Regions from separate parts of the Homo sapiens genome. Here regions 1, 2 and 3 are each linked to region 4. The links are chromatin contacts, found by Hi-C or POLR2A ChIA-PET in ENCODE. All regions are on one chromosome and are shown on one strand. The core of a region is the stretch at or near the end of the contact, and the rest is flanking DNA. Distances in the headings are between cores, read along the strand shown. Region 1 has its middle 170 kb from the start of TLE3. Region 2 overlaps TLE3 (TLE family member 3, transcriptional corepressor). Region 3 has its middle 150 kb from the start of TLE3. Region 4 overlaps LOC107984788 (a long non-coding RNA gene).

Region 1 (6,748 bases), core at 3,444-5,943, 510 kb before region 4:
ATTCTCTGTTGTGAGAAAGTGACACTATGATCTGATTCATACCAGTAAATATGTGATTTACATTTAATTCTGAGTAACCTTTCTGGGCTCGGCGAGGTGTGAAGGAATCTGATGGGGCCAGCTCCGTGGAGAAGGAGGCGATTCATATTCATTAAGACCTCCACATTAGCCAGCTGAAGGGTGGCAGAGCCCCAGCCCGCCCTCCTCCTCATGCCTGCCGAGGTCACGGCTGCAGGGAGGCCAGCAGTCACACTGGCTGCCACCTGGGGATGGGGGTGCAGGTTAGCGGTGAGAGCTGGAGGCACCAAGAGAAAGTGGGAGGAAAATAAACAGCAGGCCCACGAGTGACACTGTCCAGGTGATGTCGGCCCTCCAGAGTTTGCTGAATGAGTCCTATTGAGCCCTCGAGGGTGGAAGAAGAGATATTGATCGAGGAGGTGGTAGCTCTGAGAAGCCCCTGCTGCTCCCTTTGTAGGACTTACAAGGCACTATAAAGCCATCTTTGCTTCATACAGGCTTGGGGCAGAGAGAGAAATGCTAAGGAAAGAGGGTTGGGGTCTCAGGACAAGGAGAGTGGTGCTCTTGGCCCCTGAGAGCACTTGTTCAGGTTTTGATGAACTGAGCTGAGGTCACCCCAGGTGCACATGGCCCGATGAGCTTGGGAAGTGAAAGAAGTGAGCTGAGATAAGGAGGCATGCATCTCCCATGGACGAGCTCCCCAGATGTCCTTGGACCCTCCACTTGCCCGTCCTCTTAATGGGAATATCTACAATGATTAATGACAACCCCAAGAGCCTGTGTTTGTGGAATGCTTGCCGGGTGCCCACTCTGTGCAAAGCCATCTTACATGCATGCTTCTACTGAGTTCTTGCAGTAGCTTTATGGAGGAGTGACTACGAGTACTTCCAGAGCATTGACGAGGATACTGACGCCCATTTTGGGCAAATGACTCACCCTAAGTCATGTACACAGTTCGTTGCAGAGCTTCTGTTTGGACACATGTCTGTCAGACTCCAGAGCCTGCTCTCCCAACCACTGTGCTCTCTGGCCCTTCATTCATTCATTCTCGTCATCCACTCACCCAAGACAAACCAAGACAGGTACTGAGTGATGGGGGCACAAAGAAGACATGGGCCTGTTTTCAGAGAGCTCTCCATGGGGGAGAGCAGGGAGACAGATCATTATCATTCAAGGTGGCAAACATCACCTGCTCTTAGTTGGGCATGGACTTCTTAGAGTGTGCTGGGGAGAGAGAGACCACTGTGTGCTGGAGGAATCAAGGAAGGCTATCTGGAGGAGACATTTTAGAGAAAGCCTTGAAGGATAGTTAGAAGTTTGTCAGGAGATAAAAGAGAGGGCCAAAAAGTATTGGGTGTGTCTAGGAAACAGCACACATTCTGGGGCACAAAGAAGATGCTCAAAGAGGAGCCATGGGAGATGAGGCTGGAGAGGAGCCATGGGAGATGAGGCTGGAGAGTGGGCCAGGTTGTCAGGAGAGCCCAGGCAGAGGGGACAGGCAGTGGGGAGCCATGGAGGGGTTTATGCAGCGAGTGGCATGTGGGTTTGCTTCAGAATTATAGCTGTGGCAGAAGCGGATCAGAGTGAGGTGCCTGGGGGACCATGGCTTGTCCAAGGGGACACTTACCCTAGCCTCTGGTAAGTCTCTGACATTGCAATTGGTTTTTATTTGGATTGAACCTCTTTTTTCAACAGAGCAGGGGCCTAAAGCTTTGCCTAGCACTTTTCTGGGCCCTTTGAGGATACAGAAGGGAAGAGAATATGACTTTTGACCTCAGGGGCCTTTCATCCCAGTTGGGCTCCGGGCTGACCCAGAAGCCATTTGGGAAGAGTGAGCCGAAGGGCCCTGGCTGGGCCTGCCTTTGTCCCACCACAAAGGAATATGTCCAGGCTGCTGCTGATGATGTGGGGGTCATTATCTTAGAGAAGGCACTGTGAAGATGTGAAAACAAAAGGGAGGGTGTGGAGTGAGAGAGGAGGGAGTCCAGAACAGCCCTCTAAGCAACACCCACGTCTAGGAGGAAGCTGAGCTGCCCACAATCAGGGAGGAGAGCGGTGACGCCTGGGTGTCCAGCAGCTGAGGCCAGAAAGTGTGTCAAGGAGGAGGAAGTGTCGGCAGTGCCAGGCCGGGTCCATAGCCCACGTGCGATGGGGGAGGAAGGGCGTCCGCTAGATTTGGCAACAAGGAGGTCAGAGGCAGCTGTCAGAGGCCAGCCTCAGCGGCCTGGAGGGGGCCGCAGCCAGACTGAGGGAGGTGGGAGGTGAGGAAGTGGGAAACACTTGTGTAGATGCCCCCAGGTGAGAGGTTTGGCTGTGAAAGAAAAGCGGGGGTGGGACCACAGCGGGAAGGGGTCAGGAAGCCAAGAAAGGGATGCTTTCCAGAAGAGGCTGAACTTGTGGCAACACTGTTGGCCAGGAGCCACGAGAGAGGGAGGGAGCTTGGGGATGCAGCAGATAGGGGCTGATGGAAGGAGCGGTCTCTGAGGGTTAGGGAAACTGCTGCGGTGGAGACAGGGAGGAGGGCGGAAGGCGGGCGTGGGCGCAGCCGTCAGTCCACAGGTTGGGTGGCAGGACCCGAGGGCCTCTGGAGTCGTGCTGTGGAGGGTGCTGAGTCTGGGCGGCTGGGCCTGTGTGGAAGGTCATGGTGGGCCTCCAGCTATACCACTGTTGCCTTCTGCCTTTCTCAATTCACCCCTCACTCTCCTCTCCTTCTCCTGCCCCCGCCTCACATCCTGGAGAGGACAAGAAGATGTAAGGGCCTTCACCTGGTGCCCCTTGGCCTCACGGTGCTGGTGACACTGGCAGAGATGGAGAGGGGAAGCAAGGAAGCCCTGAGAAGGCTGCTGCCTGGGAGGAAGACGCCAGAGCTGCAGTGTTAACCTTGTGGGGGAGCAGGGGGTGGTGGGGGGATGAGAGCCGGTGAGGGAGTCAGGAAGCTGACGGTGTGGGGAGTAAGGAGAGTGCCTGGGTTCACTGCGCATAGGCTTGGGCAGGCTGGAGGAAGGAGCTGTGGAGAAAAGCCACAGAAAATAATTTCTCCACAGGTCCGTGGGCCCCGTGGTCCAAGGTAGAGCCAGTTTCCTCTGCAGGGAGTTTTCAGCGAGCGAGAAGAGAGGAGGAATATAGAAGACAGACTGGCCTTTCATCTGGGCTTGACATCTGCCATGCAAATTGTCACAGAATGATGATGTGGCTGAACCGGTGGCCAGATGGTCATCGTCCTCAGTGGCTGGTCATGGAGCACCCAGAGAATTGCCAGAGGGTGTCACTGCATCCCCCAGCAGGTGGAGCAACCCTCCTCCTGCCCATCTTCCTTCTCCATTCTCCAGAATGAGGCCTCTCTCCTCCAACAGGTGACAGTCACTAAGGCACGAGCCCTAGTGGGACAAAAGCATCCCCATGTGCAGGGGGCAGGGCTGGGCCTCGGGGTCAGCCAACTGGAGTCTGGCTTGGCGCTGCCCTCTGGCTTTAGCTGTTTCTGTATCCACCTCCCGTGGTGCGCTTCTTAGCCCCCTAGGTGCTGGGTCCCCAAGCCCCCTGCTCCCTCCAGGAAAGGGCTGCTGTGGTCCCCATGGGCAATTCAGTTCCTGTCTGTCTTCTTCCTTTCATAATATACACTGGGGAGAGGGGGCTGAGGTCGGGGGTGAGGACAAAGGTGGGGAGACTCATTTAGTTTTCATGAAAGTTCTACTCTCTTGGAACACTTTTGGGGGCTTGGCTGGCCTCCAGGAAGACAGAGGCAGGCAGGCCTGTTGGAGAAGGTTGTCCAGTGTGTGCACTGCTCAAAGGCACCTGGTGGGGGCTGGGTCAAGTGGGACCTGAAACCCACCCTAGGCCCACTGGTCAAGCCCTGGTATGGGCTGTGTCTGCCCAGAGGAGGAGCCTTTTCTAATTCACACGAAGGCGTTGTATAGGCTGGCTGACTCCTCCAAAGGTTGGAGCGTGTGCCTGGGAAGCTCCACACACCTATCCTCAGCCAGGTGGGTCAAGGGGACCTCCAGGTCAAAGGCCTGTAACAAGAACCTTCTGGCAACCTGCATATGCAGCTCAAGTGGCCAGAGGAGGGCTGGGAATTGGAGGATTTCCAACCTATAGGTCCCTTGGAGAGGTCAGGGTGGAGCGTGGGGTGGAGTGAGGGTGGGGCAGGAGCCGGCGTTGGGGAGGACCTAGGAGTGTAGGTTCGTGGCCAGGATAGGAGGAGTGAACAGAACAGAGATGACAGCACTGGCTGGGGAGTGCTGGGCCTGGCTCCTGCACTCCTGGGACACTCCTGGGAGACTCTTGGCAAGTTGCTTTTCCTCCCTGTGCCTCAGTTTCTTCATCTGACAAATCTAGAGGGAGGGAATAGACCAGGGCAATGACATGCATTTAGTCACAGGAGACAGAGTTGGGTCTGCAACTTTGACATGTCCTGGGGTCTGGGCTTGGATTTCAGTCGCCCTCCCTCCCGCCTACCCACCATCTCTCTCTTTCCTGAAAGGAAGGGAAACAAACCAGAAAGGGATCTGCCTCCTTTGCGGCGGGGTTTCGGGTGGGGGCGGTGGGGGGGTTCCGTTTCCATCAGCCCCTGGAGGAGCAAGAGGAACAGGAAAATTACAGTATCAGCATGGAAACTACAATTGGAGGCGTCTGATTCACCAGGGAGGGTGACTCGTTCCTCTTTTTTTATTTTTAGTCGCTATTATGTCGGCAAGGAGGCCTGTGCTCATTAACCTGTATTGCCAGAGCAGAGACTGCGAAACCGCTGGTGAATAAACCTGCCCCAGCTGCCCCCTCTGCTCCCATCAGTTATTTATAGCCTGCCTTCCCTCTGGTGAATTAATTAACTTGTACTTGAGGCCTTGGACAGTATTGTGTTTAGTTGGATGTCTGTGTGGAGGCCAGTGCTGGAAGCGGGTAGCAGGAGTGGAGTAGGCTGGAAGGCGGGGCTGCTGGCTGCCCCCAGCCCTGCAGTCAATCTTCCTCACTCCAGCTCTGAGCTCCCCCGCAAGCCACTCCCATGCATGGCAGAGGAGGATTGAGGGGTCACTTGTACCGCAGCTTCACTGCTTAGAGCCTTGGAGCTTTGGGATTTTAAAAGCCAGTTTGACAACGTACTAGGACAAAAAAAAAAAAAAAAAGTACATCCTTTCCTCTCAGCAGGAAAGCAAGGGCCCAAGAGGTAAAGCTCCAAAAATCTCTGGGCCAGAGCAACGCAGGCTGAAAGCTGTATCCCACAGGCAGGGGTTCCCTGGAGGGCTGGGAGGAGAGATGAGGCTGGAGGACGTTTCCAGAAAAGGCAGGGAGAAGCGGGGTGCATCAGCATGGACTTCAAGTCTGTGAGAAATGCCCAGGACCTCAAACCCAGCCTCCTCAAGTGAGAGGCAGCATCTTGTTCAACCATTCATTAATTAATTGGTTCATTTCTTCATTCAATAGCATTTGTAAACTCCCCAGTGTGTAGATGAATGCTGAGCTAGATTGTCCCTGCACTTGTCGCAAACCTTCTTTGTCTGCTTGTACACACCCCTCTACACTCCCTGTCTAGTAGGGAGCCAGTGTCTAGCCAGTGAGGATAACGTCCACTGATTGGTCGCCTCTGTATTGCCAGAAGCACCTAGCCCAATGCTGGGCACATGGTAGGATTCAGTTATCGTTTGGGGACTTCCTTGTCTCAGGTTTCCTAAGGAGACAAGGACTATAAGCAATGCCAGCCACCACCTCCCCCAACTCCCCATCAGCATCCCCAAGGCTGCCCTAAACACACACAGTCCATATAGAAATGGAGTCCTGGCCTTGTCAATGCAACATCGATGCCAGTCCCCTAGGAGCCCCCATCTCCTACCCCCAGATGGCCTCTCCTGTATCCCAGAGCCCTCTCCCCTATCCAAGCTAGATCCCAGGTTCTGACCTCCAGTGCAGGCTTCTGGACAAGGGCACCCCTGGGGGTCATCTCTTGTCACTGCTCACAAGCCCCACCCAAGCCCAAGGCCCCAGACACCCACTGTCCAGGCTCACAACCACTTGCTCCCAAAGCAGGCAGCTGGCCAGGCGCTGGTCATGTGGAGGGGCTACTCTTGGAGTCACATGTCTCCTGACAGAAGTGGACATCCTGCTTCCTTTCTCCCCTGGCAGTGCTGACTCCTAGAGGAAGGGGATTGAAAGGGGCTAAGCCTTGGACTTCACCCATGAAATTCAGCGCATTTACTTTTCAGGCCTCTTTGCACCACTGCTCACCAGGTGCTCACAGCCAGCAAGTGCCAGGCAGCCTGATTGTTGCTCTGGGGCTCCGTCCTGCACCCCGGAAGTGGCCTTCTGGGGTAGGCTTGTGACCCAGCCCTCCACACCAGCCTGGAAAGTTTGGAGGTCGGGCTCCCACCCTCTCTCAGCACCTTGAATGACCTTGCTGAGTATTGATGATGAGTTCTCATCAGCACTAGTGATAATATGAAAATCACTATAATTAGAGCTGGCAGGTTGGTCTTGCTCTGCATTAGAGATGATGTGAATTGCTTATAGGGGAATTCCCCACCCCCAAGTCCCACCCCACCTGGGAGAAGAGCTTCACACCCCAGACCTGGCTCTCTCCAGCTCTCCAGTCTCCCCTGGGCCCCCGGGGCCAAGGCCAAAGTTCTCTGGGCACAGTTTTGTGCCCAAAAATTACCCCTTATGCCTGCAATTTTCCATTTGCACCTTCAAAATAGAGTGCAACTGGCTAATTGCCATGGCAATTAGGTAATTGCAGGTGCAA
Region 2 (6,243 bases), core at 803-3,302, 310 kb before region 4:
TGACAGGGAGAACTGGGTCAAAGGCCTACCCTCCCCACCCTGGGGACTGGGCCTCCCTTGCCCACCCTGGGGACTAGAGGGGTGGGGGCAGCATTGGAATTTGGGTGGCAAATTTCCAAACCGAGAAACGCCACCTAATGGCCCTGCCTTGGCTGATCCACGGAGACAGCAATCCAGGCCTTCTGCTCATTTTAAAACCAGTGCACTAGCAAATCACAAAAGCCAGCTGGACTTAGACTGACCTTTTTCCTTTCTTTTTTGTCTTTTTGTTTTGGGGTGCCTGACCTTCCTCCTGTCCTGGCCTTCTTTCCCCAAAGAGAGAGAATCCAGTGCGGTAAGTGTTGGCACTCTGGAACCCGGAGGGGTGTTTGGGTGCTGGGAGGAGGTGGGACTCGGGGCTCCCAGAATCGCGGGCCTGAGACCAGTCAGTCGGTATCCAAAGCTGGCTTCTGGGTTCCCGCTTCTGCTCTGTGGGTTGTAACTAGGGATTTTGTTGTTTGTTTACTCTTGCTGAGCTGGGAGCTTCAGTGCTGATGTCTTAGTCCAGAGCCAGTGGCAGGGTGAGGGGTAGCTACTGTCATAAAATGGGAGCTGCTGTCGTCACCTGTTGAGAGTGACCTTCAGTTGTGGAAGCCCTTCCTCTCTCCAGGCTTTAGGTCTGCCATTTGTCAAATGAAGAGCTTGGGCTAAATGAGCTCTAACTCCGTTTCATATGAGAGGTGATACTCTGAGAGGTCAGCTGACCAGCCCTGGATCTTCCATTGCGAGGGGCTTTGTGGAGTCTCTGGGCTAAACCCAGGGCTAAGGACCCAGGTGTCCCATGTTCAGGGCCAAGGTTTTTACCACCCCCCTGCTAGGATGCCTCCTGTATGATCTTGCATCCTCCTCATTCCCTTCAAACGCCTGCAGTTTCTCCCTGCTCTGGGCTTTCACTCGATTTAAGAAAGTGCTAGCAGGCGAGCATTAAGGCCAGGCCGCCTGCGTGTCTGCCAGCTCTGAGATTTGTTGTAAATCTTTCTGATCACACTGAGGCTCCGAGGTTCTGTTTCAAGTGAATAAGCCTTCTGAATAAGCGCAGTGGAGTCTGGATAAAAAAAATCCTCCAGCGATTAGCAAAGCTATTTTATTCCTCATCGCTGTCCTTGTATCTGGGGCCATCTAATCTGTTAGGATGGCTTTGGTTATTACCTCGTGTTAAGTAGGACTTGGAAGGTCAGGCAGTTAACTAACCATCTAGACAGCAGCTTCCTTGCGCAGCTCTCTCCAATCCAGCCCTCCTTCCCTTCCTGGCCCTCCCCCTACCCAGGCTGACTTTTTAAACCTCCCATTAGCAGTGAGGCTGGCGTCCGTGGCCTCTTGACCCGCCTACATGCTCAGAAATCCAGGACCACATTTGGGCTGAGGAATGGCTAGGTACCTAAGAGAGGAGTCATTGAAGCTGAAAATCCATGTTCACTGCCTCGGTACTGATCCTCTAACAGTGGCATTTTTTCGGAGAGGCAGTTTGCCTAGATAGGCGGAGGCCTGGATTGGACATTTTAAGGCTGAGGTCTGGTCCCAGCTTTATGAGGCCCTGTGTAGTTCTCTTGGCCTCTCTGAGCCTCAGTTTCCTTATCCATACCATGGGAATAATTCCTGCTTGACCAACCTCTCAGCTTTGTTTCGGAAGACCCTTTATAACCTGACTGAGGATCCAGATTACCTGGCTAGCAGGGACCCACTTCAGTGGAATTGGAGGGGGAGTGGGAAGCCCAGCACTCTCTAAAGAGCATGAGTCTTTACCTCATCCTCATCCCTATTGGCTTCTGGCTTTGTGCCCCATCTGTGAAAGTTTTCTGCTAAAAGACCCCCCCTGGGAACCCCCAAGAGCTGGGCTGTTTACCATGCTCGCTGAGGTCCATGCATGGCACACATGGGCCTCAGGAAACTCCAGTGGGAATGAATCAAGATGCTGGGCAGAGGCAGCAGTGGGCAGGGCCGAGGCTGTGCGCATGGCATGTGGCGTGGTGACGGTGTCAGCGGCGGTGTAGACTGAAATAATCAGGCTTTGGAAACCAGGTTGTCAACAGATGAGGCCTACGGCAGGAAGGACAGGGCTGTGTCAGAGTGGGAGGGGGGATGGGGGGACGGGCTGGAAGCTGTCCCAGAGGGGTTAGTCTGGAGTCCAATTAGTGGTAGCTTCATTCATATTTCCTTGCCTAGCCGAAGCAATAAAAAATACTTAGTTTTTTGGCCGCCTGCCAGCCAGAGGCGGGCTGGATCGATGCCGCTAAATGCCTGACATGACTCTCCGGTAGCGGCGAGGGTTTTCAGCCTGACTGCATGAGAAGAAAGAGCTCGCTGTTCTCCCGAGCCGAGCACCGGGTCGCGAGGAGAAACACGAGCAGCCGCACGCCCCCTCCCCTGCCCGCCCGCCTGCAAGGGGCAGCCAGTGCGAGGGGCTGGAAGCATTTCTGCTTAGCACAGGGTGGCCACCACCGTCAGAGGAAATGAAATGAAATGACGGTGATTTTTCTGCCGGCGATTGCAGCAGCTAATTGAATTGTGGCTGTGCGCGCATCGCCACCGCTCCTGCACGGCTGTGGGGAAGGTTGAGCTGCAGTTCCATTATAACCTCCATTTTTTCTTCAAGGCTTGATAACTCTGCCATTTTAATTTGCTTCGGGCAGAAACTTGGCCGGGTAGGGCTGCCCAGAACCCGGCTTAGGAAAGGAAATTAAGTTCTGAGGCTGGTTGCCGCACTATTCCCACCGAATACTGCCCAGCCCCGTTCCCTCCAAGTGGCCCTTGCCCCTGAGCCACGCTTGGCCTCTGGGAAAGTGGAGAAGAGAAGGGAAGCCTCATTCCACTTGCCTTCTGATGCTCTTCTCTTCTGAACAGATGTCCCTCTGGGTCTCCATATGACCTCCTGTGTTGCATGGGGACTGGGACCTGGGATGGCCTGTCCTTTTCTTCCAGCTCCATCATAGCTGGACCATGAGCTCCTGGAGGGCAGGGATTGTATCTCATTCATTCTGCCACTCCTGGCCTGCAGCACCAGGGCTGACCCAGGGCAGCTGCTCGGAAATTGGTGGGTGGGTGAAGGTAAAGTTTGGACTCTTAGAAAGGAGTAAACCTCACCAATATCATAGAGGGGCATTGGTCCTGATATTAGTCTCTGGGCACAGAGGTTTGCTGGCAGGTGCCCTTGCCAGTTGCACTTCCCTCCCTGCTCCCCAGCTCGGTGGTAACAGCCACATGGTGATTTCTGACCACTATCAACCCCTAGGACTACTCCGTCATCTTCCCTCTTCCCAGGCCTCCCATCCCAAAGGCTTCTCATCCTCATTTGCTTTATAGTTGAGGGAGAACTCACGAAATTTTGGGGTTCCCTTTGTGCCACCTTCTGCTAGGGGAGCTTGGGCACATTCACCAACCTCTTGGGGTCTCCACTTGGTGATGGCTACAGAGGCAGTGACTGTCCCTGCCCTTGCTCCTTTCCCTGTCTGTCAGAGGGAAAGGCTTCATGACGTGGCATTTTTGTTTTTTTTACAACCCTGGTGTTTCTCCAGAGTTGCTGACAGCCTCACCGTGGAGGCGGGGGTGTTCACACAGAACGCTTGGCTGCTCATCTCCACTGGGAAGTTGGTGGCTGCCTGACGCCCTCCTTCCCTATCAATCTCCCCATTCCTGTCGGGCTCAGCAAATGAAGTATTGCTCATGGCCCCTGCCTGTCAGCTCAGATCCATCTTACAAGACTCAGTGCAAATTCCACTTATCCCTCCTTTGAGCAAATGAGTGTGGCAAGCGCGAGATGGGTGGTGAATGAGACCCAGGTGACCCTCGCCCTCACAGAGCGTAGTCCCACAGGCCAGAAGGCAGACGGCTTACTGCAGGGTTAATTATTTAATAGCAGTGCAGAGCTGCAAAAGAGAATTGGGGATGCGCCCAGGGCATCTCCCCGGGGACTCAGTCTCAGGGGAGTGGGGAAGGCTTCCCTGGCAAGGCTCTGATGGAGCCACGATCTGCAGGGCAGAGAGGAGTTCAGCTTCTCTTCCCTCCCCTGACCTCCGTGTCACCTGCACTTAGCTGTGTGCGGATGTGTGAATTGTTACACGCAGCAGAAAGTTTTAACCCCGAACCCTCTTTTTCCTTCCAGAATAACTCTGTGTCACCCTCGGAAAGCCTCCGGGCCAGTGAGAAGCACCGGGGCTCTGCGGACTACAGCATGGAAGCCAAGAAGCGGAAGGCGGAGGAGAAGGACAGCTTGAGCCGATACGTACGTCCAAGGCGCCATGGCACCACTGGGGTTTCTGTTGGGTAGGGCAGGGGGTGTCTGCAGGGCCCAAGCTGTGGCCAGGGTCTTCTTGTGGTTGGCAGTGAGTCAGAGAAGCACAGGTTGGCGATAGGGGACCCTATTGAGGAGAGCAGGGTGGGAACAGGGCTAGGGTGAAGTTCACACACGCTATGAGCATGCGAGCCACTGTGGGGCGGAGGTGGATGGGGAGGTCGTCCTAGCCTCCATGGGGTCTCTTCCCACAGACAGGCCAACAACCCCATGCTGCTGTCATGGTGCTGCCGGAATCCCACTTGGCTCTAAGGGGCTGCTCCCAGTGACCCCCAAAATGTGGACCCTATAGTCCTCTCAGTTGGCCTGAGGCATGCACTCACTTGGCCACCCAGTCATGGCTTTTACTAGCCTTTTAATGGGATGCCCCCGGCACGTGAGACCCTAGTGGAAGCATGGCTGTTGTGTTTCCCCTGTGTCAGGCTGTGCAGGGCTGAGAGCTGGGACAGAGGGAAGGGGAGGATATGGTGCAGGGCCTCAGCGGTCTTGCACCCAGCCCTCTTCAGCCACATGGCTGCTGTGTGGCTTTGGACACATTGAGCACCCAAAGGACACTCAGCTGTGTTTCTGTGAGAGGAGGCAAGTTACTATCCCACACAGATGGGTGGGAATGACCAGGTGAGAGCAGCACACTGACTGTGAAGGATGGTGGATGTAAAACCAGCTGGGAAGAAGGTTCTGGCTTCAGAGAGAAGCAGAAGGGCAGGCTGTGGGGGCAGGGGCTTAGAACTGCTATGATGGAGCGGGTGTCAGTGCGGCTGCCCAGTGGGTACAGGAGTGGAGTAACCCGGGGCCTGGGCTAGGGGACAGCCTCACGGGGAGACCGTGTTGAGCTGGAGTGGAGCCTGTTGAAGGGCAGGGCTGGAGTAGAAAGCATGGACTTTGGGGTTTGGCCTGGCTTCAGGTCCTGGCCAGTAGAAGGACAGGGTGGTTTGGGCTCAGTCAGGGGTGGGGAAAGTGTGGCCTCTTACTGACCAGTTGGCTTCTCTCTTGGTTGCAGGACAGTGATGGAGACAAGAGTGATGATCTGGTGGTGGATGTTTCCAATGAGGTATGGGCAGGCCCGGTCGCAAGGGGGCTCTTGGTTTGGCATGGTTTGGAATTATTCCTCCCCAGGGTGGGATCTATTCTGTCTGTTCTAGTATTACTGGCAGCCTGAGCAGGGAGACAAGGCCTCCAGTCTTGGGGTCTCAGGGGGTCAAGAGGAGCAGGGCAGGGCTTTGCTGCATGGTGTCTGGGCATTTATGGGCCTGGAGGGCCTCCTGCAATGGGTCTCCAGAGAGACACCCCCAAAGATCCCAGGTAGGGGCCATCTTCTATTCCCCGTGATCCTCCGTCCCCCCAGGGTCTCAGCCTCAGGGGCCTGAGGAGGAGCTGGAGAGCATCTACATTTGGCCAAACCCAGCCATGCTGATTGAAGTCCTGAACTTGTGTTTGACATTGGGAAGACCATCCTTCCACCCTCCCTAGGCCTCAGTCAGACCAGATGGTTAAGAGCTAGTTTTTCCTCACTGTGGGGCCCCCAGTCTTTCAGCCAAGCTCGTCTTCCCATCGCCCATGCCCTCTCTCTTCCCACTCCCAGAGCAGGGAAGCCTCGAGGCTGGCTGTTGCTTTCAGTGCATCTCTGCATCACTTGTGTTTTCAGGACCCCGCAACGCCCCGGGTCAGCCCGGCACACTCCCCTCCTGAAAATGGGCTGGACAAGGCCCGTAGCCTGAAAAAAGATGCCCCCACCAGCCCTGCCTCGGTGGCCTCTTCCAGTAGCACACCTTCCTCCAAGACCAAAGACCTTGGTCATGTATGTGGGGTCTGGGTGGAAGGGAGTGGGAAGGGAGCGGCAGGGACTGGAGCTGGGGTGGTGCCGATTGGCAGGCAGAGGGGTGGAGTGGGAGAAGCTGGGTGGGTGATTGGCCCCG
Region 3 (6,758 bases), core at 2,737-5,236, 490 kb before region 4:
CAATTAGTTACAAGCCCACACACAGAAGGGGGGCTATTATCGTGCATGCATGCCCACGACAGGATGCATTTGGCCTCCGAGAAGGGGCCAGGACTTGTCACGGCAAGGAAGTGTGCTTTCACAGAGGGTGTATGAACAGGTAGTATTGATGGAGCACTGCCAGGTGCCAGAGTGTGCAGAGGGAGTCTCCTCACCAGTGTAATCTTTATAACCACCCTTCAGGATGAGTTCCACTACATCCATTTCCGGGTCAACCATCAGAAACCCAGAGAGGTTAAAGGGCCTGCTGACAGTCACGCAGCTGGTCTGAGTGGAGGAGCAGGAAGTTCAGCGGAGGCCAGTCTGCTTCCGGGCCACCATCTTCCACAAAGTTCAGGCTCTAAAGGTGAGGAGATGTCTAACAGGCAGAGTCTTGGAGGGGCAGGCAAGGACCCAAACTGGAAACCAGATGCTGTAGTCAACTGGGGGCCCTAGGGAGCTGCCCACCAGATGAGACTGAGCTTCCCATCCCTACGAGGGAAGAATGGGCACCACATCTGTTAGGCCTCATGAGCTGTTGGGAGGATTAACTTGCTTTTTTTTTTTTTTTTTGAGATGGAGTCTCACTCTGTCACCCAGGCTGGAGTGCAGTGGTGCGATCTCGGCTCACTGGAACCTCTGCCTCCCGGGTTCAAGCGATTCCCCTGCCTCAGCCTCCTGAGTAGCTGGGACTACAGGTGCGTGCCACCATGCCCGGCTAATTTTTGTATTTTTAGTAGAGACGGGGTTTCACCATATTAGCCAGGGTGGTCTCAATCTCCTGACCTCGTGATCTGCCTGCCTCGGCCTCCCAAAGTGCTGAGATTACAGGCATGAGCCACCGCGCCCACCTAACTTGTATCTTAAAACTGAGTCTAAAACTATAAATTGTAATCGTCCTTATTTCAATAGCAAACCAATCACTGAAAGAGTTTAAAGGCCATTGAAATGATTTCTCTGACCCGGGCAGGGCTGTACCTTGGCCAGCCCAGGCACAGGAACCACTTTAGGATCTAAGAAAAGCACCTGCCAAGAGATGGGTCTTACAATCTTCCTCGTCAGGAGCCCACCTTCCTCCCTCTCACTGTGACTGTAACTTGCCTCTACCCTCTCTGGGACTGTGTGGTTAGGGTTTTCAGCCTGAACCTGCTCTGTCCTGGGTGGCCTCCCCCTCACACCCTCCTGAAGCCTCTCCAAACCCGCTTCCAGCAGCTCTGCCCCCAAGCAGGCAGAAACCTTATGTGTGGGCGGAGTCTGGGGAAGGGCTTGGTGGGTGAAGAGGGTTGGGGCTGCCACTGAAGCAAAGCCTCAGGGAAGGCGGAGCTTCTGTTTGATTTAAAGGAAACCTGGAAGTGTTTTCTTGAGCAGAGGAAGGGAGGAAGGGACAGGAATTCCAGGAAGCACCAGTGGTTGGAACAGAGATAGAAATGCGGGAATGAGAGAGGAAGGATGGAGAAACCAGCTTGGCCTAAAAGATCAAAGGGTGATACAGGTCATGAAAGGTCTAGAAACCACAGCTAAACTTAGACTGGCCATGGAGGCAGTGAGGAGGAGGACAAAGGCTCTTAGGCAGGTGATGTGTGGACAAAGGAACTCCTTCCTGCCTCTGTGACTGTTCTGTTATTCTGTAGAAAGTGGGGCTGAGGAGAGGCAGAGGTTCCCTTCAAACCTTCCCCAGCTCCCCCGCCTCATGCTGCAGGCTGCAGAGGCCAAGGCCACCATGTGACACTGCAGCCCCTCCTCGGGACCCCCTGGTGTGGCTTTTGTGGTCTGCCTTTCAGCAGCAACGCAGCCAGCTACATGCAGCCCACCAGAGGCCACCCCGCAGTGACCCCGTGTGAAGTGGCCTCGGCACAGAGAGGGCCTATGCAAATGAGAACGGAAAAAGTGATGTGGGTACCTGGTGGAAAAGTTTCCTTTCCCAGGCCCCCAGTGTTGGGGGTGGGCAGTGGGAGGTGGGCTGAGGCTCAAGGTTATGTCGAGCATGGCTGGGTTCAGCCCCTCTCGCCTCTCACAGAGAGAAAAGCAAGGATTTGTCTTCAGGGCCCAAATCCCAGATCTGGGCTTTCCTCCCTCAAACCAGGTGCCCTGGGCAAGTGACTTCTCCCTGAGCCCCAGTTTCCTCACCTGTAAACAGAGGAGGGTGAAAGGCCTGGCTCTCAACAGGTCCTCCTTGTGCATTTCACTGACTTCTTCACTATAACCCAGGAGACCTGACATTTACACAGAGGGGCAGGAACACGAATACTGGCAGGCCCAGGGGTGTGACATGGGACACAGCACAGGCCTGCACACAGGACTGTGGGCATGAGGCAACCTGGTATGGAGACTAAACCCAACCTAGCCTCATTCCTCTGACTTCTAAAACCCTGTGTGGCGAGCAGACCCGAGGCTGCTGGTGGAAACCCCTGCTTTCCTCCTTGTGAGGTTCCGGGGAAAATCTGACAGGCTTTAATAAGGAGGAAGCCCTGAACGGACAAGACAGCGTCCTCTCCTCTACTCACCTCCCCCATCTGGCTGGCATAGAGAAATGAGTTGGTTGGGGACCCCAAGTACGGGTGCTAGCAATGGCACTCACCTGGGGCTTCCTCACCTCCCTGCCCAGGGCCTTCCCCTGCTCTTCTTGGTGTCTCCACCTCCTGGCTGACTTCACCTCTGTCTCCTCTCCACTCTGAGCCAGGCTGCCTGATTTCAAATGCCAGCTCCTTCTTTTCTAGCTGGGTGACGTCAAGCTATAAACCTCTCTGTGCCTCAGCTTCCTGATCTATGAAATGGGGCATTTCTCCCCATCATTTGGCTGAGAAGAGAAAATCAGCTAACCTCTGTAAAGCACCCAGAAGGTACTTGAACGAGACCTGATGGTGAGGCAAGTTGGTTATTTTTATTCAGATGGGCCTCCCAGAGGGAAGCCTAGCTCCTTAGCACCTTTCTCCCTCCCAGAGACCTCTGCAGATGAAGGCTGGTCTCAGTGAAGAGCAAGCAAGGATTGGCTCTGAGTCAAAATAAAGAGGAAGGACGTGGGTGAGGACGTGAATTTTATGATCCCTGAGCAATGTCACCCTGGTGCCCAGGAACTAACCCCCTCACCTGCTTCCCCAGTAGGTCTGACTGCTCCAGGCCCCTGCTGCAACTACTTGGGCAAAAGCTTGGCCCTCTGGAAGCTTGCATTCCCTAGGAAGCGGGCACATTAGAGGTTCAGGAGGAGGGAGCTCAGAGCAGTCAACCACATGAAGTTACCTTTCATCCAGGGCCTTTGTGGCCAGCAAGTCAAAAACAAAATATTATTGTTCCCACTTTGCAGATGAGAAAACTGAGGCCCAGAGTAGCGATGTGACTCACCTAAGGTCATGCGGCTGAGGAGCTGGCTCGGGAGTACACATCTGCCCAGGCACCTGCACCACACCTAACAGGCAGAACGCAATGGGCTCAGTTGCCTCATCTGCAAAATAGACTCTCAGCATCCATCCTGCACCTGGCAAAGGAGGCGGAGAAGGGCAAGGATTCCACCCCCAAGCCGGCCACGCCGCCCGCCGTCCTGCTCCAACACCCACAGAAAGACAGGAAATGGCTCGCCCAGGATTCTCACTTGGCCTTCCCTTCTAGCATCCACTTTAAGATTGGCAGGGGCTGCTCTGAGCAAAGCCACCGCAGCTGTGACCCCTTGAGGTCAGTGTTCGTGGCAGGGGCTGCAGGGTTGTGATGGGCCAGACATTGAGGATAGCACTTGAGAGGGCTGGGGACCCTCTGCTTTGGCATTCTAAAGGTCTGAGTCCCTCCTAGGACAGGCCAGAGACAGCATCTAAAGATACCCAGAGATAGGGACGCAGCAGGCCCAGTGGGCTGCTAGAATCCCAGCAGCCAGGAGAGTGATGTGTCCCAGCAGAGGAGGCCACTGGAACAGAGCAAAAACCACAGGAACCGAAACTTCCCGGGTGCCCATGAGTCACCACCCTGTGAGGGCTGGGCCCTGGGGCTGGGTGGGAACTTTCCCAGGCCTTGACCCTCAGCTCAAGGGCATGTCCCTTGACCCCATGACAACACAAAGAGAGGGCTGCAGCCTGGGGTTCACACCCTGGTATGTCTCTGTCTTACTCTCAGTATCTCTGCCAAGAGATCATTTGATTCATTAATTAGTGTAAGTATGTATATCTTTAGAATAGGAAATACAGGCATATTGCAAAAAAAAAAAAAAAGTGAAAATCAAGCCTCCTCCCCTCCCCTGTTCTTCACTATCAAGTTCCTCTGCCCCCAAGTCTCCTCCTTGGAGGCCTCCACTCCTACCAGTTTCTTTAAAGCCATATATGTTTGTATATGCATTTAGAAACCCAAATGCAAACATGTGTGTGTTCATTCTTTTCCTCTTTTTACACAAATGGTAGCATGTCAATATACCTTGGAACCCTCTCCTTATAGAAACATACAGGGTCCATTCTCCTTTCTTCAGTGGTTTAAATCAATACTAATATGTATTTCGTATAATTCTGTGGGTTGAAGAGGCACAGTTGGGAGGTCCTCCATTCCATGTGACGTAGCTAATGTCATCTGTATGTTGGTTCTGCTTAACAGTTGTGTAGAGTCCCATTGTACGGACATCATTGTTTATTTAATCAGTCCCCTATTGATTAACATTTGGAGATTGACAATCTTTTGCTTTGATAAATAATGCCACAGTGAATGAGGAGCACACACGTCCCCTGTGTATCCGCATGATGAAATCCTAGGGTTGGCTGTGCCGGTCAGAGGGAAGAGCAGGTGTGGTTTGGCAGGGGCTCCCAGTGGCTCTCCCAGACACGCTGATTCCTCTTCCTGCCAGCCCCACACTCTGGCACCTGTCCTTGCACCCTCAGCAGCAGAGTGTGCCATACTTTTGATCTTTTTGATATAATGGTTCAAAAAGGGTCTTTTTTTTTTTTTTTTGAGACAGGGTTTCTCTCCCATTGCCCCGGCTGGAGTGCAATGGCACGACCTCAGCTCACTGCAATCTTTGCCTCCCAGGCTCACATGATTCTCCTGCCTCAGTGTCTGGAGTAGCTGGGACTACAGGCACATGCCACTGCACGCAGCTAATTTTTGTATTTTTAATAGAGATCTGCCTGCCTTGGCCTCCCAAAGTGCTGGGGTTACAGGCGTGAGCCACCACACTCGGCCTAAAAGAGGGTCTTTTATTGAAGTTTTAATTTGCATTTCTTTTATGAGTAAGGCTGAGTAACTTTTCATCTATTTAAGAGCCACTTATATATTCTTTTGAAACGGTCTTCCTATATTTTGCCCATTTTTTAAATTGAGTTATTGGTTTGTTCTTGTTGCTGGGTAGGAGATCTTTATACAATAAAGAAATTAATCCCTTCTTTGCAATACGAATTGCGATTTTATTTCTCAGCTAATTTCTCTCATTCTCTGCAGGAGTGGCCCAGAGTGACCAACCCAAAGGGGGTGGAATCTCTAGGCTGTAACAGTGGAGGACTGGGTCTATTCTGAGCTGGAGAGTATGGCTGGGACGGTATAGAAGAGAAATGGCTTCCAACAGCTCCTGCCCTGGCAGGTGGCTTGGGGGAGCCCACTCTGGCCTGGCCAGATCTCCAGGGCCCCAGGCCCAGGCATCATCCTATGAGAGGGAGGCCAACACCTAGAAGGTCCAAGCAGTCTGAGGGGTTCAGGGGCCCAAGGTCACCAGAAAGAAAGAGAACCCAGGGTTCCTGGGTCCCAGTGTGCTGTTCTGCACCTGGGCCAAGGCCCTGGAAAGCTCCAGAAGGCAGCATGCCTGTTAATAACATCTCACATTTACAGAGCCCTCCCATATGTCCAGCCCTGCACAGGTACTTGACTGTCACCACCCCCACACACAAACCCATTTTGTTCTCCCCAGCAACTCCATGGGGGTGAGAGCCAATGTTATTGCTCTACGACAGAGGAGGAAACGGAGGTCTGTCTACATGACACACCCTGGAGAAGTGGGGCTGGCCCACCAGAAAGCAGCAGCTCTTACTCAGCGGAGAAGTCCAGCCAAAGTCCTGGGGTGGGGGCCTCATTAGGGCGCTGCTTGGGGAGCAGAACCTCTTGCAGACTGAGCAGAGAATTTCTACCTGCCCTCCCCTCAGAGGGGCCTGAGCCTTCCTTACCAGGCTGGTCACTGATGCGTCCTTGAATAAACTGTCTAAAAGAGCACCCAGCAAGGGCCTGGCCCCGCCACTGCCCTCTTGCTTTGTCAAATAAACCCGAGAAATGTTTTCAGGCCCAGGAATCCTGGAGAGGGAGGCACAGCCCTGCAGAAAGGGACAGAGCTGCTCTGGCTTGGAGCCAGAAGTGCTGCTATCAACTTGCAGAGGCTCCTTGGACAACTGTCACCTTGCTGGCTTCAAATGCAAGGAAGGAACTGGGTCAGATAGTGTCTGTGTCCTTTGTCACTCAGAGCAGTACCACTCTGGGGTGTGATACCCCTTCCCAGGCCTCCCTCCCAGAGTGTCTAATGCTCCTTCATCCTGCTTCTCACCCACCAGCACCCACCAGTTGCGGTTACTCCCGTGAGGTCCAGGAGAGCAGCTGCCACGTGGGTCCTGTTTAGCTCTGTCGCCCAGTCACCTGGCAGACATGCAGAAGTGTTTGTTGAATGAATGAATGAGCAAAACTCCATTGCTTTGCCAGAGGACACCACTAAAGAGCCAATGAAGAGTGTGATCAGGTTTCTTGAAGCCCTTCCCTGGAGCAAAACCCCTGCTGCTCCAGAGACATTGGTGAATTCC
Region 4 (6,779 bases), core at 1,933-4,432:
CTTTGTCATACTTACTGTGTCTGTTATAAGGGGCCACTGAATGCTACTGAATTTGTACTTTGCCATTAAGGAAGAAGGCCTGGAAAGTTAATTAAGCCAGCTTGAGATCTAACCCGTCCAGCTCTGCATAAGCAAGAGGAATGATGCATTTGGAGGCCCTCCTGAAGAACTCCCAGCATGCCAGCCTAAGTCCACATGTTCATCATCTGAAGCCACCTTCTTGGAGTGATCTGGAACTGACCCTCAATCCACAAACATTAACCTTTAGCCCAGCAGTAGGCAAACTACTTCCTACAAGCCAAAGCCTGCTGCTTGTTTTTTGTGAAGTTTTATTGGCACAGAGCCACACCCATTTGTTTATATATTGTTTATGGCTGCTTTTGCACTACTATGGCAGAATAAAGCCTAAAATATTTACTATCTGGCGCTTTACAGAAAAAGTTTGCCAACCCCTGCATTATCCCATCTATCAACCAGCAAAGCTTCATTCCTGTGGCTGTATCAGATGGCCTCTGGCTTTCCCAGTCATGTACCCACAGTATCACAGCAGCAGAGTGCTTGAGCACCTCGTAGGGACTTTAAAAACATGTTGAATGAAGAACCATCACAATGAGCTATTTCAATTTCCATTATGCAAATGAAAAAAATCACAGCTTTTAGAAACATTAATTATGTAAGCCAAGGTCTAAGAGTTAGAAAGTGCTAGAATTAGACCGGGAACAGTGGCTCATGTCTGTAATCTCAGCACTTTGGGAGGCCAAGGCAGGCAGATCACCTGAGGTCAGGAGTTCGAGACCAGCCTGACCAACATGGTGAAACCCCATCTCTACTGAAAATACAAAAATTAGCTAGGCATGTTGGCAGCTGCCTATAATCCCAGCTACTTGGGAGGCTGAGGCAGGAGAATCACTTGAACCCAGGAGGCGGAGGTTGCAGTGAGCCGAGATCACGCCATCGCACTCCAACCTGGGCAACAAGAGCAAAACTCCGTCTCAAAAAAAAAAAAAAAAAGTGCTAGAATTAGAATTTTTATTGATCCCAGGTACAATATTTTGTCCTATCAACTTGAGGCAGTGATCAGGCAGAATCTTGCCGGAAATGTGCAGAAATGGGGCCTAGGGTAGGTCTTTTGGATGAAGGACCTGGATCTTGGGGCTAGGAGAGATGGGAAGGCCCTAGGAAAGAATGAAGAATTATCTGAAAGGATAAGCAGGCCTTGTCCTGCTGGGAAAATAGGTACCTTGAGAATATATTAAGCTAATTCATATTACAGTGTTAGCTTCTTTCTGGACCTGCTGTGACAAAGTTAATGGAGCTTTTTCACCTGGGGGTAAAGGAGGGTACATCAAGGAGCACAGAGAAGGGAGAGCAGAGTGAGTCAGGCACGCTTACCAGAATACGACTCAAACCGAACCAGGTCTCAGTGGTGTTGAGTCACTGGGGCATCAGTCAGGAGCCTGGGCAGCCACCTGGCAGTGGGACTGCGGTGGAGGTGCCCACCCCAGGGGATGCCTGGGCCCAGTGAACATGAAGCCCTTCCCAGCTCTGAGGTTCTCAGAACCCTTTGTGGCTTGAGTTAGCCCTGACACTCTCCCATCCACTTTACGGAGAAGCATTAAAGCCACCGAACACCCCCTCTTGAATCTGATGAGATTCAGCTTTGTCAGACCCACTTTCCCAAGACAGTCATAGAAAATGGGGGATTCTCTGGGTTGGCTGTTTGGAATTCTTCCCCAGATAAATCACGCCCACGAGGTAGCACCAACAATATGTAGTCTCTGTTTCTTTAAAGTGAAAGAGAATATAAAACTGAATGCCAAAGACTCTATTTTGTTGTTTTTTCCTCTAACCTTTATAGTTATCGCACTTACACTGAATTCACCAGGAGGTTGTTCCGTTATAGCATGCATTGATTCTCTCCAAAGCACTCACTTTAGCTTGCAAAGAAACAACTCTACGTTTTTGCACTCATATTTCATTGCATTATGAAATGATGGATTGCATTATTTAATCAGAGTAACAGGTACAGGTTGAGAAGAAATACAAATAGCCCTCAGTAAGCACACACAGCTCAACCAATGGAAACATATGTGCCCAGGAAAACTGGAGAGAAGCTTCAGTTGGAGCTGCTAGCTTCAAGGGTTTAGTGTATCCCAGGCATGGGCACAGTGCTAGCTGAGTAGTGTGGAGAGTCTACATTAATCTAGCAAGCTGGTCCATTGCAGGTTGCTCAAGAGGGCTTCTGCTGTTTAACTGCACGCAGATGCCACAGCCCTTTGTCACGGACAGAGCACTGTCCAGCGTAATCCTCATGGCCCTTTAAGGGAGGCAGAGAAGATTTTCATATAGGAAAAATGAGGATCAGAGGCCTTGAGTGACTTTCTCAGAGACAAATGTGCAGTAATTACCTCCTTCGTGTCTGTACTGCAGGAGCCCAGCACAGAGTGGACACATGGAAAAAAAGGCCACCGTTTATGAAACAGAAGTGATAGAGCCAGGCCCCAAACCAGGTGGATCTGCTTTGAGAGCCCATGTTCTTTCAACTCACTGATGAACATTTGTGAAATGCACACTATTTGTCAAGAATTATGGCTGGCCCAGATACAAAAGATAGGGCCTATTACTTCTCACCTGTTTAGGGCCATGTGTTTTCCAGCTCTTATTTTTCTCCCCACCTTTCTCCTGGAAAAAAAAACAAAAACTTGTTTTAAAAGGCTCAATTCTTCTGTCTCCTTTGGTGTTAATTCTTCTGCAAAATAGCCTGGGAAGAAACAATTGATTTGAATTATGCCAAAGCTTTTCAGAAGTGGGGATGGACAGAGTGCCCCCCATCCAGTCTCACCTTTACTCTCCACCCCATTTCCTACTTCCACCTCCAAGACTTCCCACACTTATGCAAAACATCCTGGCTGAGTCTCACCAAGAGCTCTAGGGGAAACCCTAAACCTCAGAGTGAAATGAAGGGGCTGATTTGCCCCTGGGGAAATTAGACACAAACAAGGCTGGGGTGAACCACCAGTCTTGAAACTGTTTCTCTGGATTAGTCACAGGGTTACCCACTCATGAATGTTCCTCCCACCTCCTCACTTCAGGCTCTGTTATTCTAGAGGGCTGGCCTGGTTACAAGGGTAGCCAGATTAACTAGGGTCTAAATGGGAGAGCTGGGGCACGGATCATTCACCAAAGAAACCGCAGCGACCTTCCGCCTGGGTGGGGCTTCTCTTCTTTTAACCTCCCGCGAAACTGCTAGTCAGCAGCTCTGTTTCCTGCCATTGCTCGAGGAGATCTTCATGAGTTTCATAGGAGTAGGATTGTGCCTTCAATCCATCATCTTTCTAGGGAAGGTAGCAGTATTTCATTGGCTTATTTCTTAACAAATAATATATTAAAGACTGCTTTCCTCCAGGTACCTGTTAGACACTAGGAATATAGTGGTAAGCAAAGAACTGCTTAGGAGTCTTGCTCTTGTGTTTTTGATGGTTGATCTCAGGTTGTTTAAGAGGCTTCTGCTGTTCAACTGCATATGCGACAGCCCTTTTACATGAACAGAGAGAACTGTCCAGTAATTTAATCCTCATGGCCCCTCAAAGGTGGCAGAGAAAATTTTCATATAGGAAATTAGGATCAGAGGCATTAAGTAACTTTCTCAAAGACAAACGTGTGGTAATTATCTCTTTTATGTCTGTACTGCAGGAGCCCAGCACAGAGTGGACACGAGAAAAGAAATTCTATTGTTTATGAAACAGAAGTGATAGAGCTGGGCCCCAAATTGGGTATATCTGTTTTGAGATTGCTTTGTAACACATATACATCAAATAACTGCTAGAGACCAGGGCAAGGGGGTTCTGTCTGTTTGGTTCACTGCTATATGGTTAAGGCCAAGAAAAGTACCTGGCATACAATAGACATTCAATAAGCATTTGTTGGATGGATGGATGGATGGATGGATGACCCAAACAATTGCAGGTCATGCTGAATGTAAGAATTAAACGTAACATGGATGAGAATGCATCACGGGATTTATCATCTCTTTTGGGTCTGGGGAAGACTTCTTTGCAAAAAATGATAACCCAGACAAGATTCAAGGGGTGAGCAGGAGCTGGCTAAAGGAAGGAGAAGATAGTGGCAGGAGGAGCCACGCAGACACAAGGAATAGCTTGGGTGAAGGTCTTGAAGCAAGAGGGAGCACAGTTTATGAAAGGATGCTGAAGAAAGTTTCCAGAGCTGGAGGACAAGTGGGAAGGAAGGGTTGGTTCAAGGTGACTCTGGAGGGGACAGCAGAGCAGATCCTAGTGGCCTGAGAATAGAACCCTGACCTCTTCCACAGAGCAAGGAGGAATCACTAACCTATGTTCAGCAGGAATCAATGTGGCCAGACTTGCACTGGCATCACAAGTTGAAGTGCTTTTAGGAAGGTCCATTTGGGAGTGTCTAGGTATACATGACCAATGGGAGATGATGAACTTGCCATAGCTTTTAAAGTTTAAAGTGACACATTTCTAGCCTACTACTATTTCACCTTCACATCATTACATAATGTATTTTAACAAATACCGATATTGCATTACTATGTGACAGATGTCATTCTAAGTGCTTTGCAAATATAAACTCTCACATTGGCCTTGTGACATTGGTGCTAATTATTATCCTTTTTAAAAGATGAGGCAACTGGGCTGGGGCATTTAAACCAACACAGCAGATGACAGAATGCCAGAGTCTTCCTCAATTCCTGTGATGCATGGAGGACTCCAGAAGTCTCCATGTGCCCTGTGGAGGGTGTGCAAGGAGACTGGCCTTGGAGCTGCAGTGGGTGAGGTAGCTGGGGAAGACAGATGGGGCTGGAATGAGAGTCAGTCTGCTTTCAGGGGATCCACAGCACCAGCGACAGTACAGTGGGGCCTTGTTGACAGGAAGAGATGGTGCTCTGTGCCTGGGCCCTGCTGCAAACCTAGCATCTCTCCACACAATCCTAATATCCCTTCAGTTTTTCCTCCACCAGGTCATCTGCTTTGCAGATTCTATGTCTTCCTCTTTCTTGGTTGACCGCCTCATTTTAGCAGAACAGTCCCTCCAGCAGCATCCTGAGACAAGGAGAATGCAAGGAAAATGTGGGGGGACTGTCATTTAAAAAATTCTTTAGCGCTCTTGTGGGTTGCTATTTGGCTGGGCATAAATTCTATTTCACAAGTCACTTTTCTTCAGAATTTTAAAGATACTGCTTCTTTGCTTGTAGTTTTCAGTGTTGCTGCTGAGAAGCTCACACTCAATTAATAGTTTGGCTGGGTATAGAATTCTACAGCCTCAGTCAGCCTCCTGAGCCACTGTTGAGGAATCCAACGCCATCCTGTACCCTGATCTTTTATATATGTTTTTGTTTTTATTTGCTTTTCGTTTTTCTTTTCTGGAAGCTTTTGATATTTTTTCTTGATCTATGGTATTCTGAAATTTCCTAATAATTTGCCTCGATGTGGATCTTTTTGTCATTTGCTGTGTTTAGCATGTGGTAGATTCCGATAAGTAAGCTCATGGCTTCAGTTGTGGGAATTTTATTTTTGTATTTTTCCTTGAATATTTTCTTCCCCTTGTTTTCTCCATTTTTCTCTTTTTGGGACGTTTAACTTTTTGGATGCTGGATATCCTTGATGGATCCTCCAATTTTCTTATCTTTCTTTCCTATTTCCAATCTGTTTATCTTTTTGTTTTACTTTCTGAGCATTCTCCTCATCTATCAAATGTGTTATTTTTTAAGGTTTTTTTTGGACTATTAATTTTAATTTTCAAGAGCTCTGTCTTATTCTCATTTGATCCCCACTCTTTCTTTTTACATTCATTTTTATTTTCTTAGATGCAATATCTTCTCATCTCTGTGATGATGTAACTTGTAATTTTTTGAAGTCTACTCACGTTTAAAATGGGTCACTAAAGATCTGATGAAAAGCTCCATAGGGTTGAAAAGGGCTTTTCAGTTGGCAGAACTCACTGCAAGGTAATAATGTGGGAAGCTAACCATTTCACTGAGGAACCAATCATCAGGAATATTCCTATTTTGTAGATGAGACTAGTCACTGAGAACATAAGTAATTTACCCAAGTTCATATAGCTAGTAACTGGTGTGCTGAGATTCAAACCAAGAACATCTCATTCCAGAAGCAGTGTGCTAAACCACTGTGCTGCACTGCACTGCCTCTCAGAGCAGCAGCAGCTAACATTTAACAAGTGCTTTCTGTGTACCAGACACTGTTCTAGGTACCCAAAAATCATTTAATTTAATCCTCATAATAACATTTTGAAGTAGCCACTTTTGTTAGCCCCATTACTGACCAGCAACTTGAAGCACAGAGAAGGTAAACCACTTGCCCAAGATCACACAGCTGGTAAGTGCTGGAGATGGAATATAATCCTAGGCAATCCGCCCCAAGCATCCTTTCTGCTTTGTCTCCAGGAGTCTCCATTTCATCATCTGAAAAATGGCAATGTGATTCCTAACTCAGTTATTTTGAGGATAAAATGAGAGAACACATGTAAGAAACCTGTACCTAATAGACCTGAAACAGATGTTACTTTCATTAAAAAAAAATTGCTTTCCTCTCTTAGGCTTCAGTTTCTCTAACTTTAAAACAAGAAGCTATAGATTGTAGAAGAAAAGTTTGTAGGCTCCCTAAGGTCCCTCCTGGCTGTGAATGTCCATGGTCTAAAAAGTTAGGGTAGACCTAACTCAGAGGAGTGGAGATAGAATAGGAGTGAGGGTGGGAGATATCAAGACCTCAAGGCATAGAGGA

Evidence for each region. A loop is a pair of places that touch in the nucleus more often than their neighbours do. ChIA-PET counts read pairs that join two places held with the same protein, here RNA polymerase II (POLR2A). Pooled maps may share reads with other maps.
Region 1: a map with no recorded cell type shows a loop between it and region 4 (3-fold over the local background). The contact joins two enhancer-like sites. A Hi-C loop is called at or near these places in 6 of 37 single-sample maps with no recorded cell type and 12 of 50 pooled maps. POLR2A ChIA-PET finds 5 or more read pairs at or near these places in 2 of 52 experiments (activated CD8-positive, alpha-beta memory T cell and activated naive CD8-positive, alpha-beta T cell).
Region 2: a map of Calu3 shows a loop between it and region 4 (3-fold over the local background). The contact joins two enhancer-like sites. A Hi-C loop is called at or near these places in 1 of 168 maps with a recorded cell type or tissue (Calu3) and 1 of 50 pooled maps. POLR2A ChIA-PET finds 5 or more read pairs at or near these places in 1 of 52 experiments (activated T-cell).
Region 3: a loop to region 4 is called in a map with no recorded cell type, with 2.4 times the contacts of the local background. The contact joins two enhancer-like sites. A Hi-C loop is called at or near these places in 3 of 37 single-sample maps with no recorded cell type and 13 of 50 pooled maps. POLR2A ChIA-PET finds 5 or more read pairs at or near these places in 2 of 52 experiments (activated CD8-positive, alpha-beta memory T cell and activated naive CD8-positive, alpha-beta T cell).

Annotation. Positions count from the first base shown.
Region 1 is chr15:70,262,321-70,269,068 of GRCh38, reverse strand. No RefSeq gene overlaps it. Among named protein-coding and RNA genes, the nearest start is that of TLE3, 170 kb to the right of the region's middle. RefSeq lists enhancers at 1-52, 40-89, 1,768-2,421, 6,222-6,371, 6,412-6,481. Within about 2 kb of position 4,693, at least 6 of the 41 ENCODE cell types and tissues checked have a DNase peak (open chromatin) inside an H3K27ac peak, as active enhancers do.
Region 2 is chr15:70,058,545-70,064,787 of GRCh38, reverse strand. It overlaps TLE3 (TLE family member 3, transcriptional corepressor), which reads left to right. Exons shown (of 20, transcript NM_001105192.3): 8 at 318-334; 9 at 4,139-4,258; 10 at 5,328-5,378; 11 at 5,973-6,125. Among named protein-coding and RNA genes, the nearest start is that of MIR629, 18 kb to the left of the region's middle. Within about 2 kb of position 2,052, at least 13 of the 41 ENCODE cell types and tissues checked have a DNase peak (open chromatin) inside an H3K27ac peak, as active enhancers do.
Region 3 is chr15:70,243,324-70,250,081 of GRCh38, reverse strand. No RefSeq gene overlaps it. Among named protein-coding and RNA genes, the nearest start is that of TLE3, 150 kb to the right of the region's middle. RefSeq lists an enhancer at 4,083-4,132. Within about 2 kb of position 3,986, at least 3 of the 41 ENCODE cell types and tissues checked have a DNase peak (open chromatin) inside an H3K27ac peak, as active enhancers do.
Region 4 is chr15:69,752,059-69,758,837 of GRCh38, reverse strand. It overlaps LOC107984788 (a long non-coding RNA gene), which reads right to left. Exons shown (of 3, transcript XR_001751592.3): 1 at 6,322-6,779; 2 at 2,632-2,682. Among named protein-coding and RNA genes, the nearest start is that of LINC00593, 80 kb to the left of the region's middle. Within about 2 kb of position 3,182, at least 6 of the 41 ENCODE cell types and tissues checked have a DNase peak (open chromatin) inside an H3K27ac peak, as active enhancers do.